Regions from separate parts of the Homo sapiens genome. Here region 2 is linked to region 1. A link is an interaction called in ENCODE POLR2A ChIA-PET data of the cell type or tissue named here. Cell type or tissue: PC-9. All regions are shown on one strand. Links, peaks and the distances in the headings refer to the core of each region. The heading gives the core; the rest is flanking DNA.

Region 1 (7,936 bases), core at 1,782-6,781:
AGAATAGAAGCGAAATCCCATCACATTCACAGGTTCTGCATGCACTCAAAGTGGGTACACCAGGAGAGGAAATCTTGGGGGTTTAGAATTCTACCTACTGCCCTTCAGTCCAGCACAATTTCTGGTTTCTGGTACTCGAGTGGCAGGGGCTACCCTTTCTCCCTTGGGCCCCACACCATGCACCCAGCTCCATGTGATAAATGACCATTCTTGCTTCCACAGGCTCTAGTAGATCTCAGCTAGAGAATCCCAAGACTGTGATGGGATGGGAGTCCCAAAGGCACCACCTCAATTTCAGCATGATTTGCCTGTGGTGTGCAGGATCCTTCTCTCCCCAGGAGCGGAGAGAGGGAAGCGATCATGCTGAAATGCTTTTGAAGCTGCCTTTGTGCACCGTGGCGCAGATGACACAGCAGTGCCCTGAACCCTGGCTGCTGCTCCAGCACACTCAGTCTTAATGTATTGACATTGGCAGCCCTTGTATATCTCGTCATGCCAATAAGGTAATTGAAATGGAATTGTCTCCAAGCATCCAATTAATCAGCAAATAAATCATAAACCTGTGGCTGTTCATTCAGGGAGGCAAAGAGGCTTCTCCTGGCTTTCTGACCACCGGAGTTGATTGAGCTCAGACTTTATGCACTTCTAATGAGCTTCAGGAGAAGAGAGGTAAGTCCAGGCAGGTAATGTTTAGAGCGTTACTGAGGCCCCGGGAACTGTGTACAAGGTCCTTCACGTATGAAGGCTCATTCTTCCATCAAAGAGGTTTATGTACTGGATTTTTTTCGTTAAAAAAATCCCCGTGAAGTGAGGATGACGATTCACATTTTACAGGACAGGAAACTGAACCTCAGAGAGGTTAAGCAACTTGCTGAAGGCCACACAGCAAGTAGAGGGCAGAGTCTGAGTTGAAAACTAGACCCGTCTGGTCAAGTGCAATGGCTCATGTCTGTAATCCCAGCACGGTGGGAGGCCAAGGCAGGAGGATTGCTTGGGGCCATGGATTCAAGACCAACCTGGGCAACCTAGTGAAACCTCATCTCTATTAAAAATAAAAATAAAAATTAGTTGGGCATGGTGGTATACACCTGTGGTCCCAGGAGTCCTCAGGAGGCTGAGGTAGGGGGATCACTTGAGCCCAAGAGTTGAGGTTGCAGTGAGCTATGATTGCACCACGGCACTCCAGCATGGGCAACAGAGTGAGACTTTGTCTCAAAACAAAACAAACAAAACACTAAGCCCATCTAGCGTTAAAAGCCATGTTCTTTTTAATCGATGCTGTGCCAGATATGCAGATTTAAGTCACAAATGGTTTCCATTGTCAAGCCAAATTTTAAATCCGGGACTGTGTGAAGTGAGAAGCTATTGGAGTGGATGGCCTCTGGCTGCTACCCCATACCCCAGCTTTATTAGGTGCTGGCATCGGAAGTACAAGCAAGAGACGGGCAGTGTCCTGTGGTGGATTTCCATTCCTGTGGGGGAAAATCCTCCTGTTCGTGTGATAACTTCGCACCTCCTAAAAGCCCTTTGATGCCCAAAACTCCTTCATAAGCTCAAGTGTTTCCTCCCCTTGGCCGGGTGGGGAAATTCTAAGGAACCATTCTCAGGCTAGGCTGATGAAGGGAGGGATGTCATTTTCTCACTTGAGGACGCTTTCAAGACGTTTCACATGACGAGAAGTCTTCACACCACCAACTTCCCCTTTTTTTTTTGTATTGTTTGAAGTTCAAACTGGAGAACTAACTGTGGTAACGGGTCAAGTCAGCCCAGCCAAAGGAATGACGGATTCAAAAAAAGTGGAAAGCTTCGAATTTCCTCACTTAGAATAAAAAAATGTTGATCTGTCTGCCCACGTGCAAACAGAGAGCCTGCGAGGAATTCATCTGCACCCTTCAGGAGGGTTTGTATCTGCTCTGGGATTTCTACAAGCAGAAAGGAGAATTATTTTCGTGATTCAGAGCAATTCTTCAGTGGGAAATGTCACCCTGAATCCTTTTGGCTCTGGTTTATTGGGGCATTTGCTGAGCAGTTGAGAACGGGGGAAAGAAGGAGTCCTTTCCTTTCTAGGAGGCACCTGGATACATCTGCAGTCAACAAGGGACCATCTGCCTTGCAAAGCGGGGTTTTTGTGGATCAGACCCAAGCCGAGTGTGTGCTGGGGCTGTGGCAAATACCCTGCAGCCCCTAGGAGGCAAATTGGTCCCTCCACAGGCAGCTGTGGCTTAGACATCCCTGGAGCTCAGGGAACCAACCGTGGTATGACACGTAAGAGCTCCAGAGACACCGTGCTGTGCGGGGAGCTGCAATCCCAGATGCACAGGCTGTGTTTCTGGGCAGGACGCCTCTAAACCGATGCAGAGAAAACTTGGTGGAGGGAGTGGAATTTGACTTCCAGTCAAATGTCATCCTGACATCCAGTCCCATGCACAAACTATGATGCTTTTTCCTTTAGCACCTTTGGTCCTTGTCTCCTCTTCACTATTATATGTGCCCACTTCTCTTCTCTGGATTATGACAGCTGCCAACTGCTGCCTTGCTAAAAGTCTCGCCCACCCCAATTCCATCCTATCCTCTGCCTCCGCCCCCCCAAAAAAATGAATTACATTGTATGGTTCTCCTTCTTTAAATCCCTCTATAGCTCCTGTCTCCTTGGCGTGGTTTGAGCCCCACAGACCTCTCCCGCTCTGGCCGCCCGCACTCCCATCTCAGGTTTCTACTGCTGTGATTCTGAGCTGCACCTTGGGCCATTCCTGGGATCAAGAGGGTCTCTTGATTTCTTGCTCTTTGTTCATTCTCCTTCCTTTGCCTGGAATTCCTTTAGCCCTCCTTCTTGCCAGCCCCCAAACAGGAAAGATTCCACCTTTGCTGGGCTTTGGGGATTCCAATTACTAACTGTAGGAATAACAGGGCATTTGGAAATTCAGTTTTATCGTTTCCTGGGGAATGACAGACACTTTCCCTCCATGGTGCCTGTGGGGGTGGCAGGTCCTGCCCTCTGTTCACAGACCTGGAGGGGAGTGGGAAGGAGCTCTGTGCTTTGAACATGCTTCTCTGGGGGTGCAGCCTCCAGGCAGCTGGGGCAGGATCATGCCCTCACTCTCTCCCTTGTGCTACCATGGAGGTCCTGTGTGCTGACCAAGCACTTGTCCCAAGTTGCTGGAGCGGGTCGTTTATTTGCTCTGCATCCGAGGCCTGAATATGATTGGTGCTTCACTTTTAAATGCGTGCATGAATAAATGGACTTGTCTTTCTCCCCTGTGACATAATCCAGAAGAGGAACTCTATCTTGACCATCTTTGCCTCCCCAGCACCCAGCACCATGCCTGAAGCACACAGTTGCTCAATGTCGGGCATGAGGATGCTAGAGGAGGGGGCAGCTGGTGGCACAGGTGGCTATGGTTGCCTCAGCTCAGGCAAATCCCATGGGCATGTGGAGACCCAGAGACCTACAGTTTTTTTCTTGGGTTTGTTGGCTTTTAGAGTTCTAACAGTTCCAGCCTCTTCTCTTGGGCCTCCTGGAAGGGAATGTCTGTCAGAATCTCCCATCAGGTCCTGAAATTTGAGAGCACAACTATTTACATATTGAAAAGGTCAGGATAGCGTGTGACAGTTTTACTTTGATTGAACTAGTATCTTTTTATTTTTCTCTTACATGAGGCTGAGCTACTTGCTGAACTGAAAAGGAGAGGGAGGGAGAAGGGGCACTTCCCCCCGGGGTTTCAAGACCTGCTGAGCTTCATAGCCAAGAGGTTCTCACTCCCCACTCAAGTGTCAGCTTTCCAGAATGGCCCCTTGAAGACAAAAACTCTTTCAAGGCATATTAAACAATAGCAAACTCTGATAAAATTCCATTCTGGTGGCATGTTTTATGAGAAACTGATGAGGGGCCCTGAAATGCATCTCAACCTTGATGTTTGAGCCAGAATCCAAATATTCCCTTTCTGTTAACCAATTCAATGTTGCTTCTCTCTTGTGGTTGTTTTTTTTTGGGTTGTTTTTTGTTTTGTTTAGGATTTTCCTTGTGGGAAGCCACATTCACCTTCTTGATACTATGAAATGGCTATACAGAAAAATAGAACCATCCCCAAGCAAAGATTCCTCCCCCTTTGGAATTGTCCCAGTGTGGACAGCACTTCCCTCCAACTTTGGATGAACAGAACAAACGAAAGGAGGAACTGTGAGTGGGGTCCTCTCCAACTGCTATAATGTCAGCTCCAGGAAAGCAGTGACCTTGTCCGTCCTGTTCACTGCCTGTTCCCAGCATCTAGAAGAGGGCCTGGCTCATAGTAGGCACTGAATAAATATTTGTGAAGAAGCTGCTAGATTGCAGGCTTTGTGATGGCAAGGACTCTGCCTAGGTCTGTGTTATTCATGAATGTGTCCCTCCCACTTAAGAGCACAGCAGGCACAAAATAGAAGCTTATTCATTCATTGAGCAACTACCATATGCCAGAGATGACTCAGGCACTGAATAAATACTTGTTGGATTAACTAAGTGCATTCTTGCGTACGTGCTTGAATGAATGAAGGAATGAGCGAATGAAAAAAAAACCAATGAGTCAGTTCATCCGCCAGCAATAACCAATCTCGCCTCTCTGTGCTGCAGTCTTGGGACAATAAGCCTGGAGGTTTCTCTCCCTGTGCTTTTTCTCGCTTGTTGTGATATCCCTGCCTACCAAAACTCCCAAGAAGTGTCAGCTCCAATGATGTTTCTTTGAATCACCCCATCTGGCAAGATGCAAACACTCTTGCTTTTGAATTGCTTTGTCACTTTCTGTCTTAGCTGTTGAGCACAGTTCAAAACCCATTTGCTGAGCCTGTCCTGTGGACAGCCATGGTGGCAGGAGCCAGGGATGTAGAAGTGACCCTGGAGTCACCAGGGTTCAGTGTGTGTCTTGCCTGCCTGGATTGTACAAGCACCCACGGCTCAGAGACGGAGACTTCCTCCTCTCTGTAACTGCACTTGGCACCTGGTAGTGAGTCTGGTCAAACAGATGCTCCTGCACTCACCAGTGAATAGACCCATAAGATGTGCCGCCTTTGAGATCTTTGCTTTGGTGGATTTGAAATATGGGAGGAAGAGCTGAGCTGCACTGTGTGTGGGCCAGAGTGGTGCGTCGCAGGCATGAAGAGGCCAGGAGTAGGGAGAGTTCCATGGGGGTCAGGATCAGAGAGGTCCATAGTAGGTTCAGGTGTGGTGGCTCATGCCTGTAATCCCAGCACTTTGGGAGGCTGAGGTGGGAGGATCACTTGAGGTCAGGAGTTCGAGACCAGCCTGGCCAACATGGTGAAACTGTCTCAACTAAAAATACAAATATTAGCCGGGCGTGGTGACACGTGCCTGTAATCCCAGCTACTCTGGAGGCTGAGGCAGGAGAATCACTTGAACCTGGGAGGCGGAGGTTACAGTGAGCTGAGATCGCGCCACTGCACTCTAGCCTGGGGGACTGAGCGAGACTCTGTCTCAAAAAAAAAAAAAAGTACATACAATGCAGATATTAATTATTCATTAATTGGTCACTGCAACAGTGAGACTGAGGACTTCTTTGATAGAAGCCCCAGTGCTTTCTAAATTGGCTTAAGCAAAAAGAAACAAAATGAACCCTTCATTGGTTCCCAGACATGATGAGTCATATAGGTCATCGCTGGCATTTGGGAGACCCAGCAGTGGCCAGAATCTCTCCCTCTCCTCGGGTCTCAGATCTGTTGTCCCCCAAGTTGCTTTGGTTCCCAGCAGATTGTCTGGTGGGGTCCTCCTCACCCTCCACTACTCCCTGCTGTCTTGAACCACTTTATTTAGCGTTGGCAGTGGTGGGAGGGAGCCGCTTTCCTGACAGCTCCAACAAGAGTCCTGGAGTTGATCTCAGGTCGCTTATGGCCAAGAGATTGGAAAATGCTGATTATCCCAGTGGAGACAGGGGCCCATCCATGGAACAGAGGGGATCAATCTTACCTCAACTGCAGACACCAAGAATGAGGTTTCCTGAAGCAAAACCAAGACTCTGGTACCTGGAAAAGAGGAAAATGCAAGCTGGACGGACAAAAACCACTCTTGGCTACTGTACAGGCTATCAAGAGAAACTAGGAGCCACTCCAATGACAGAACATTGCTTGTTGAGGGGAGACGGTCAAGGCTGGCTTTATCATGGCCATCACCAGTGCCCTGAATGGTTCCTTATGTGTGGGCATCATTAACCTGGCCATTTGCACACATTATTAATAACACTAGCAGCATTAATAATGGCTACAGAGATGCTTTATGTGTTTTCCATGCACTGGCTGAGTATCTTACTCAGTATTATCTTATTTAGTCTTGACTGCAACTCTGTAAGGTAGGAACTATTGGCCCCATTTTACAGAGAAGGGAATCAAGGTCCAGTGAGGTTAGGTGGCCTGTCCAGAATCACATGGCTAATCCCTGATGGTGGTAGTTTTTTTTGTTTTGTTTTTGTTTTTTTGTTTTTTAATTATTTAAGTGTAACAGGCCAGGTGTGATGGCTCACGCCTGTAATCCCAGCAATTTGGGAGGCTGAGGTAGGACAGTCACTTGAGGCTAGGAGTTCAAAACCAGCCTGGGCAACATAGCAAGATCCTGGTACTCTACACAAAATAAAAATAAAAAATTAGCCAGGTATGGTGGCATGTGCCTGTAGTCCCAGCTACTCGGGAGGCTGAGGCAGGAAGATCACTTGAGCCCAGGAGTTCGAGGCTGCAGTGAGCTGTGATTATGACACTGTATTCCAGCCTGGGTAACCCAGTCTCTTTAAAAATAAAAACAATTCTTTAAAAAAGTGTAACATGCATCCAGCAAAGTCCATAGTTCATAAGTAAATAACTAGAAGGATTTTCACAGGGACCAAACTCAAGCAAGCAGCACTGACATCAAGCAAAAGAGGAATATCACCAGCACCCGGAGGCACCTGTGACCCCTCCAAGTCACTACCTGTCCCCAAGGTCATCACTGCCCTGGCTCCTTGCAGCAGTGATCCTGCAGCTGACCCAGAACCGCCTGAGCCTGGAGCTACCCATGGGCAGTGGTAACTTACTACAGATAGACCTTGAAGTTCAAGTGGCAGGAGATGATATAGATGAAAGGAAGTCTTGCTAGGACCATTGAATCGCCTTATGACCTAACCAAAAGGTCTGGCCAAAAATCCAGACAGATCCTGATCTGGACAGTGCCCTGCAGGCCAGCACCCAGCACCATCCCAGTGCCCTGGACCTGGGAGTATACAGCGCCAAGACCGATCTGCAGCCTGGCAATGTGAATGGGGCGTTTATCATTAAAAGAAAAAAAGGAAAAAAAAAAAAAAAAGGAAAATCACATGCTTTCTTTAACAAAAGGGCTTCTCTGCAACTGTTTTTAAATGGTACGCAGCTCAAAATAGATAGGAATGATAGTACAAGAAGGTAAATAAAGAATCCCCTGGCACAATCGTGGGCCTTTTTTCTCTGCTGGTTGCAAAGCCAAGAGTAATTAGCACCGTGAGAATGGGGGGAAGTGATTGCTGCTCCTACAACACTCTAATTAACAGTTACTAATAGTCATAATAAAACTGAAAGGAGGCTTTTTAAATCTCGCCATTGAGTGAGTGCTTGGTATGGCAGAGTGCTCAGCATTGGGGACCCACTGCTTCTCGGGGCTATACACTTGGCATGGGTTCATTTCTCTAATGTTGTTAGGTTGGTTGGGGGAAAACAGTGGTTAAATATGGTGGAAGAGTGGGGAAGAGATCTTAATCATCACTAGAATTATTACCGCTAATAAGATCAACGACTGATCCATCCGGAGCTTCGTTTAGACAAATGCAGTCTTAGACACTGTTTCCTTTAACCCTCAGGATAAATATTTGGCTGATGTTACTATCGTCTTGATTTGGCACTGCTATATTTTCTGTTGGGGACAGTTTTCATTTGTCACGAGTGGGCTTTCAAA
Region 2 (6,992 bases), core at 247-5,246, 450 kb after region 1:
CTCTGAGCAGCTGCTTGAGATCACAGGCTGGCACCTAACGTGGAGTTATCATTCACACACCCAGAAAGGCAACAGCCCTGTGGCACTGTTCTCTGGCCTCCCCAGGTTTCCCACAGCAAATGACAACAGCAGCTTGCAGTGTGCCTGTCCTGTGCCGGACCTGGACTCTCAGAAGTGGCTGGGGAAGTAGACAGCATTTTCTTTTTCTTTTCTTTCTTTCTTTTTTTTTTTTTTTTTTTTGAGACAGGGTCTCACTCTGTCGCCCAAGCTGGAGTGCAGTGGCACGGTCTCGGCTCACTGCAACCTCCATCTCCTGGGTTCAAGTGATTCAGGATTACAGGTGCGTGCCACCACGCCCAGCTAATTTTTGTATTTTTATTTAGTAGAGACAGGGTTTCACCATGTTGGCCAGGCTGGTCTCGAACTCCTGACCTCAGGTGATCCAACTGCCTTGGCCTCCCAGAGTGCTGGGATTACAGGCGTGAGCCACTGCGCCTGGCCAGCATTTTCTTTTTAACAGGTGAGGAGGTGAAGGGCATTGCCAGGGGTGTACAGAATTAAACCTACATCCCACAGACTCCAAAATCCATCTATATTCCACTCTACTGCTAAGCCAACTACTGATTCACTCAACAGATTCCACTATACCACTATGCTGTGCTATTCCTTCATTCAACAAACATCTATTAAGCTCCTCTGGCCTGTGCCAGGCTTGTTCTTGGACTAGAGAGGGCAGTGAACAAAAATGACAAAAATTCACACCCTTGAAAGTTTACCTCCTGCAGCCACACTTTCCAACAGAAATAGAATTCAAGGCCCATATATAATTTTAAATTTCCTGGTAACCACACCTTTTTTAAAAAGGACAAAGAAACAGGCAAAATTAATTTTAATAATATATTTAGCTCGACATGTTCAAAATATGTCAACATGAAATTAATATAAAAATGTTAGTGAGGTATTCTTTTTGTCCTCCTAAGCCTCAGAAACTTGATGAAAGCTAGTTCCCTCTGGCCACCTGACAGCAAGCTGGGTGTGATTGTCATTGGGTCACCTGGAGCTCAGCCCCGCATTGTCCATCAGTCCATTCCTGCCACGTGCCCCTTGGGACTGCACTGGCCATAGCAGTGGGCTCCGTGGCTCCCTGTTGCTGTGGAATTGGGGAGCCACCATTTCTCTGGATTTAGAGAGGTGCTGGGCCTCAGCTCAGAGGGCTAGGTTAATGCACCTCTCAGTTTGTAACATGTCATTGTTACTGGGCCCTACACAGCCGCTTCCTATCTTTTCGTTGTTATTCTTTTATTCCTCTTTTCTCCCCTCTCCTATTCCATCCAGGGCACCCATCCTAACATGTTTAACATGCCTCTTGTTGGCTGTGGTCTTGTACATTGTGTCTTTCTCATTTCCGTGGATGATATTGCGTTCTGTCTCATTCTGATTGGTTATCCCCTACCTTACGTTTTTCAGCCAGCAATTTTATTTTCCTGGCCATAAATTCAAGAGCGCACCTGCAGCAACACTATCCAATGGAAAGAGAATTCAAGCCCCATATATAATTTTACTTTTTTTTTTTTTTTTTTTTTTTGAGACAGGGTCTTGCTGTGTGTCACCCAGGCTGGAGTGCAATGGCGCGATCTCATCTCACTGCAACCTCCACTGCCCAGGCTCAAGTGATCCTCCCACTTCAGCCTCCCAAGTAGCTGGGACTACAGGCACTCACCACCATGCCCCGTTAGTTTTTTTGTGTGTGTATTTTTTGTAGAGATGGGGTTTCGTCATGTTGCCCAGGCTGGTCTCGATTTCCTGAGCTCAAGCAATCTGCCTACCTCGGCCTCCCAAAGTGCTGGGATTACAAGCGTGGGCCACTGCACCGGCCTGCCCCATATATAATCTTAAATTTCCTGGCAACCACATCTTTTTATAAAAGGACAAAGAAACAGGAAAATTAATTTTAATAATAGATTTTACTTGATATATCCAAAATCTGTCATCTCAACACGTAATTAATATAAAAATGTTAGTGAGATTTTCTTTTTGTCCTGATAAGCCTTGGCAATCTAGTGTGTGTTTTACACTTGAATAGCACATCCCAATGCAGACTGGCCACATCTTGAGTCCCATAGAGTTTATTGGGACTCTCTTGTCCCCATAGTTTGTTCCCATGAGTCCCCCACCCTCGTTCATCTTCTCTAGGCTACCTCAAAGGAACCGGTTTGCCCTCATTCTCTAGGATGTTCTAGCTCCTTCTCTGAGTCTCTTGACTCATCGATTCTTCCTTGAGTTCTGAGATTACTACCAGCTAGGGCTTGCTATATGACATGTCACTTTGTCCTCACATCACCCCCATTCTGAGACTGAGGGAAGAGCTGGCCCAGGGTTGCACACCTAGTGGGTACTGAGCCTGATTCCAGACTCCAGCAGCCTGAGCACAGAGCCCAGCTCCTAACGAGCATCTCCTGCCCAACCGACTGCCCTCGGCCTTGACCCAGCAGGATTCCCAGGAGACGTGGCTTGTGGGAAAGAAGCCCAAGCAGTCCTGGCTGAACTTCTTTTTCTGAGATGTGTTGAGAGTATCAATTATGTGTGGGTCCTCAGAGACCTGCAACTCCGTGGCTTACTCAAGGCAAAAAGTTCCCTCCCCATCACTTAAAAGATGGAGGCAGTCCTCAGCCCTGAGTTTTTATTCCTGCGACTTTGCTGTGTGTGCATCTCACTCACTGCATCTGACAATTGCATGGCACTGCATGGTGTGCGCCTAGCTCATCCACCCATCCATCCCCCACCCAGAGACACCCAGACTGCTGCAGTGGACAGCCTCACCCACGGGCCCTGTGTGGGATGTGAACTCAGCTGGAGACCTGCCGTGCTGTGCCAGAGTGAGCTTGGACCACTTTACAACAGCCAATTATGCACATCTCCTCCCTACTCCGAGTTCAGTGACATCGTGTCAGTAGCTCGATAGTGCTGTGATGGGAATATTTACACCACAGCGATGGGCCGTGGCAATCACTACAAATCTGGGCTGTGTGTGTGTGTGCATGTGTGTGTGTGTGTGCGTGTGCATGCACACATGTGAAAGAGAGAGGGGGAGGGAGAGAGAGCTAGTTTACCAGCATACCACTGTGAGGGAGTATGTGGAGACTTTGTTTTCTAGAGACATGGTGCACCAGCACACACAGCAAGAGACAGGGTCTTTCTATGTTTCCTGGGCTGGTCTCAAACTCCTGGCCTCAAACAATCCTCCCACTTGAGCCTCGCAAAGCACTGGCATTACAGGCATGAACTATTGTACCCAGCCCTTTAATTTTATTGAATTAAGTGCTTCCAGACTGGTACCAGAATGACCATCCAATTTTACATGTCATTTCAAAAAAATTGTTTTCCCAGTTTCCAATTTAAAAAGACTTATGAACAAGTATGTGCATTAAACAACAGTGACAACATAATTTCAAGTCACCTATTAATTCAGCTAGTTGGCCCTGGGATGTAGTGCAGAATTCTAAAGATAAGTGTTGACTAGAATTCAGTTTCTAGTTTTGGCATTCTAGGACTCTTTCAAATGCAGGAGACAGAAAACTCAGTGTAATGAATGAGCTCTTATCACTCAGCCCTCCAGGGTTCTTCAGACACAGCGGGATCCAGGTTTGCAAACAGTGCCATGAGGACTCACTCCCTGCCGTTTGGTTCTGCTTTTTGCTGTGTTCATTCATTCCCAGGCAGGCTTTCTCTGCCCAATGCTCTGAGCTGCCTATGCAATGGAGGAGTGTCTCTTTCTCAGCAATTCCAGGGAAAGTTAAAATTTGAAACTCATTGGCCCAGTGTGGGTTACGTGTCCGTCTTGAAATTATCACTGTGCCCCAGAGTGTGGGAGGCCCTGATTGGCCAGGCCTGGGCATGTGCCTGCCCCTTGAGCCAGAATCAAAGTCATATGGACTGAGAATGGGGAGGGCCCTAGAGAAGGAAAACCAGGCACTGTTCCCAGCAGGTTAGGAGTGCCTGCTGGGCAGGTAAAACAACAGCATCCTCTCAACTTCTCTGGGGCGCTTGAGACTGACCGGTGCCCCTCCCTGTTGGACACCTCCTCCTGTGACCTTTGGACCCTGCGTTTTCAGGGCTTCCCGGCCTCTCTGACTGAAGAGGCCTTCTCTGCATCTTTACCCAGGCCATCTTCTTACCCTGCTTCTGGCTGAGGCTCTCTCCAAAAGCCCCGTACTGAGGCTCTCTCCAAAAGCCCCGTACTGAATCACTCACCTCATTCCTGCTAAGTGTGTGTTGTGACCAGTGCTCCGATTATGGGCACAGGCTCTGTGTACTCTCTTGTCGGGATGGTATCATTGTTGCCATTTTACAGATGAGGAAACCGAGGCTCTCAGTGGTGGAAGGAGCAGCTAGTGAAGCAGATGCACACCAGGGTCCTTTCCTTCAGCTGCCGTAGCCCTCCACTTCCCTGATCTCGCTGTGTCTGTCACCAGGGCCCTCCAGCTCTGAAACTATGTCCCTTTCCTTGTGGTATCTGCACCCAGCCAGCCACCACCTTTCCTCCCACAACCGTGAACCTCTCAGCCTGTGTGGACAGGCGTAGCTTTGGCTATACATGACAAAAAAAAAAAAAAAAAAGCAGATTCAATAAGATAAACCTTTATTTTTCTCTTATGTAAACAGAGTCCAGAGGTCAGCAGTCCAGGGCTGAAAAGGCAGCACCGTGATCCTCAGGGACCTAGGCTCCTTCTATCTTGCTGCTCTGCCAGTCTCTACCTCACATCCTAGTATGGCTGCTTGAGCTCCAACCATCACATCTGCACTAGAACCAATAGGAAGTGGGAAGCAGGGGGAGACATGTCTCCTCATTTAACATGTTTCCCTTCCTGAATGTGCCCCACCCCCTATACACACCCTGCTTATATCCCATTGGCCAGAACTTAGTCACATGCAACCGCTAGTGAGCTGCCTAAGAGGCTGGGTACTGCTATCTTTATTCTAGGAAGCCACGGAAAGCCGAGCATCAGCTTACTATGGAGGAAGGGGAACACGGATATTGGGAACCACAAATAGGCAAAATTAGTATTACTATTATTTTTTGAAACAGAGTCTCACTGTGTTGCCCAGGCTGGAGTGCAGTAGCGTGATCTCAGCTCACTACAACCTCTGCCTCCCGGGTTCAAGTGATTCTCGGTGCCTCAGCCTCCCGAGTAGCTGGGACTACAGGTGTCCGCCACCACGCCTGGCTAATTTTTGTATTTTTAGTAGAGACGGGGTTTCACCATGTTGACCAGGCTGGTCTTGAACTCCTGACCTCAAGTGATCTGCCTGCCTCGGCCTCCCAAAGTGCTGGGATCACAGGCGTGAGCCACCCCACCTGGCCAACTGGCAAAACTCAGCCACCCTGCCGACCAAATGAAAACATCAGACCAGTGAATTGGCACGCTCTCTTTTCTTTCCCTCCAGCACAGGGAGAAGGAGGAAAGAGCAGCAGGCTCACTGTGCTTGGAGGTGAGCTGTGCCGGGCAGGTGACATCTCACCTTGGCCAGATCTCTCTGGTGCATTCCTCAGGAGGTCAACCCCGTTTCCGGCCCTTAGCTGGGACCTGCTTGGTGTTTACAGATTGACGTGGCAGAGGGGAAAAACACCCAAGATGTGCCCACTGAGCCCTGTGAAATCGTTTTCCAGCATGGAAGTTTCACCAGGGCTTCTCTATAGACAGTGAGGCCACTTCTGAATGCCATAATGCCATGCTGGCTGTGAAGAAAGTCGATTGTGTCTTTTTTTAGTTCACGGAGACTTTTTTTTTTTTTGGAGACGAAGTTTCACTCTTGTTGCCCAGGCTGGAGTGCAACGGCGCAATCTCAGCTCACTGCAACCTCCGCCTCCTGGGTTCAAGCAATTCTCCTGCCTCAGCCTCCCGAGTAGCTGGGATTACAGGCGCACGCCACCATGCCTGGCTGATTTTTTATATTTTAAGTAGAGATGGGGTCCCACCATGTTGGCCAGGCTGGTCTCAAACTCCTGACTTTTAGCTGATCCACCCTCCTTGCCCTCCCAAAGTGCTGGGATTACAGGCATGAGCCACCACACCCGGTCAGTTCACAGAGATTTTAAAACCCAGGGGGGCAGGTGGTTGTGAGGGTGGGCTAGCCACGGGTTGGGGGAATCATAATGCCAGCTTTCCCTGCAGCATCATGTCTTGGCAGCACCAAACACAGAAGAGGAAACTGAGATTCTGAGAGGCGTAAGGAGCAGCTACTGAAGCAGATGCATGCCAGGGTCCTTGCCTTCAGCTGCCATAGTCTCCCATCTCCCCAGTCTCCATGTTTCTCTGTCACCAGGGCCCTCCAGCTCTGAAATGATATACTTTCCCTGTGGTACCTGCACACAGCCAGCCAAACACTCTGTTGGATAACCCTCCACGTGGATAACACGCTCACCCCTCAACCCTATGAGACCAATATTGTATCCTAGCTGCTGCTGGGCAGAGGTGGGATTTAGTTCCCTCCTGTGAGCTGTTGTGCCCTGACTTCTCTGCGAAGTGGGGACCGTAGCACTTCCTTCCCGGGGCTGCTGGGAGATGATGTGTGAAACATATTAGCAATACCGTGGAGGTTGTGAGCACTCGGCCCAGGGTAGATCTTTTTTATTACCCAGTGGGAAAGAGGGCCTAAGCGAAGCAAATGTGGGCTGGATTGCGTCCCCCGCCAAATTCCTTTGTTGAAGCCCCCTGTCCCCAGTACTCAGAATGGGATTGCATTTGGAGATAAGGCCTTTACATAGGGGATCAAGGTGAAGTAAAGTCATATGAGTGGGCCCTAATCCAATATCACTGGTGTCCTTGTGAGAAGAGGATCTCCTGAGCCCAGGATTTCAAGACCAGCCTGGGCCATACTGGGAGACTCCATCTTTACAAAAAAATGCCAGGCTTGGTGGCATGCACCTATAGTCCCCAGCTACTCAGAAGGCTAAGGCAGAAGGATTGCCTGAGCCTGGGATATCGAGACTG

The links. ChIA-PET counts read pairs that join two places held together with the same protein. Peaks named below come from ENCODE experiments on the same cell type or tissue, not always from the same donor. Only the 100,000 strongest peaks of a DNase experiment are listed, where the experiment ranks them.
Region 2: POLR2A ChIA-PET joins it to region 1 with 12 read pairs; 1 of 35 experiments calls an interaction of 5 or more read pairs at or near these places.

What each region holds. Positions count from the first base shown.
Region 1 is chr1:14,737,964-14,745,899 of GRCh38, forward strand. All of the region lies in intron 1 of KAZN (kazrin, periplakin interacting protein), which reads left to right. Among named protein-coding and RNA genes, the nearest start is that of KAZN, 140 kb to the left of the region's middle. RefSeq lists enhancers at 4,093-4,677, 4,678-5,261. In PC-9, for the core only: no CTCF peak of the experiment used is centred there; a DNase peak (open chromatin) is centred at 4,478; H3K27me3 peaks cover 633 bases.
Region 2 is chr1:15,193,356-15,200,347 of GRCh38, forward strand. The region is part of intron 1 of TMEM51 (transmembrane protein 51); the gene reads left to right. Among named protein-coding and RNA genes, the nearest start is that of TMEM51-AS2, 25 kb to the left of the region's middle. In PC-9, for the core only: no CTCF peak of the experiment used is centred there; a DNase peak (open chromatin) is centred at 2,236.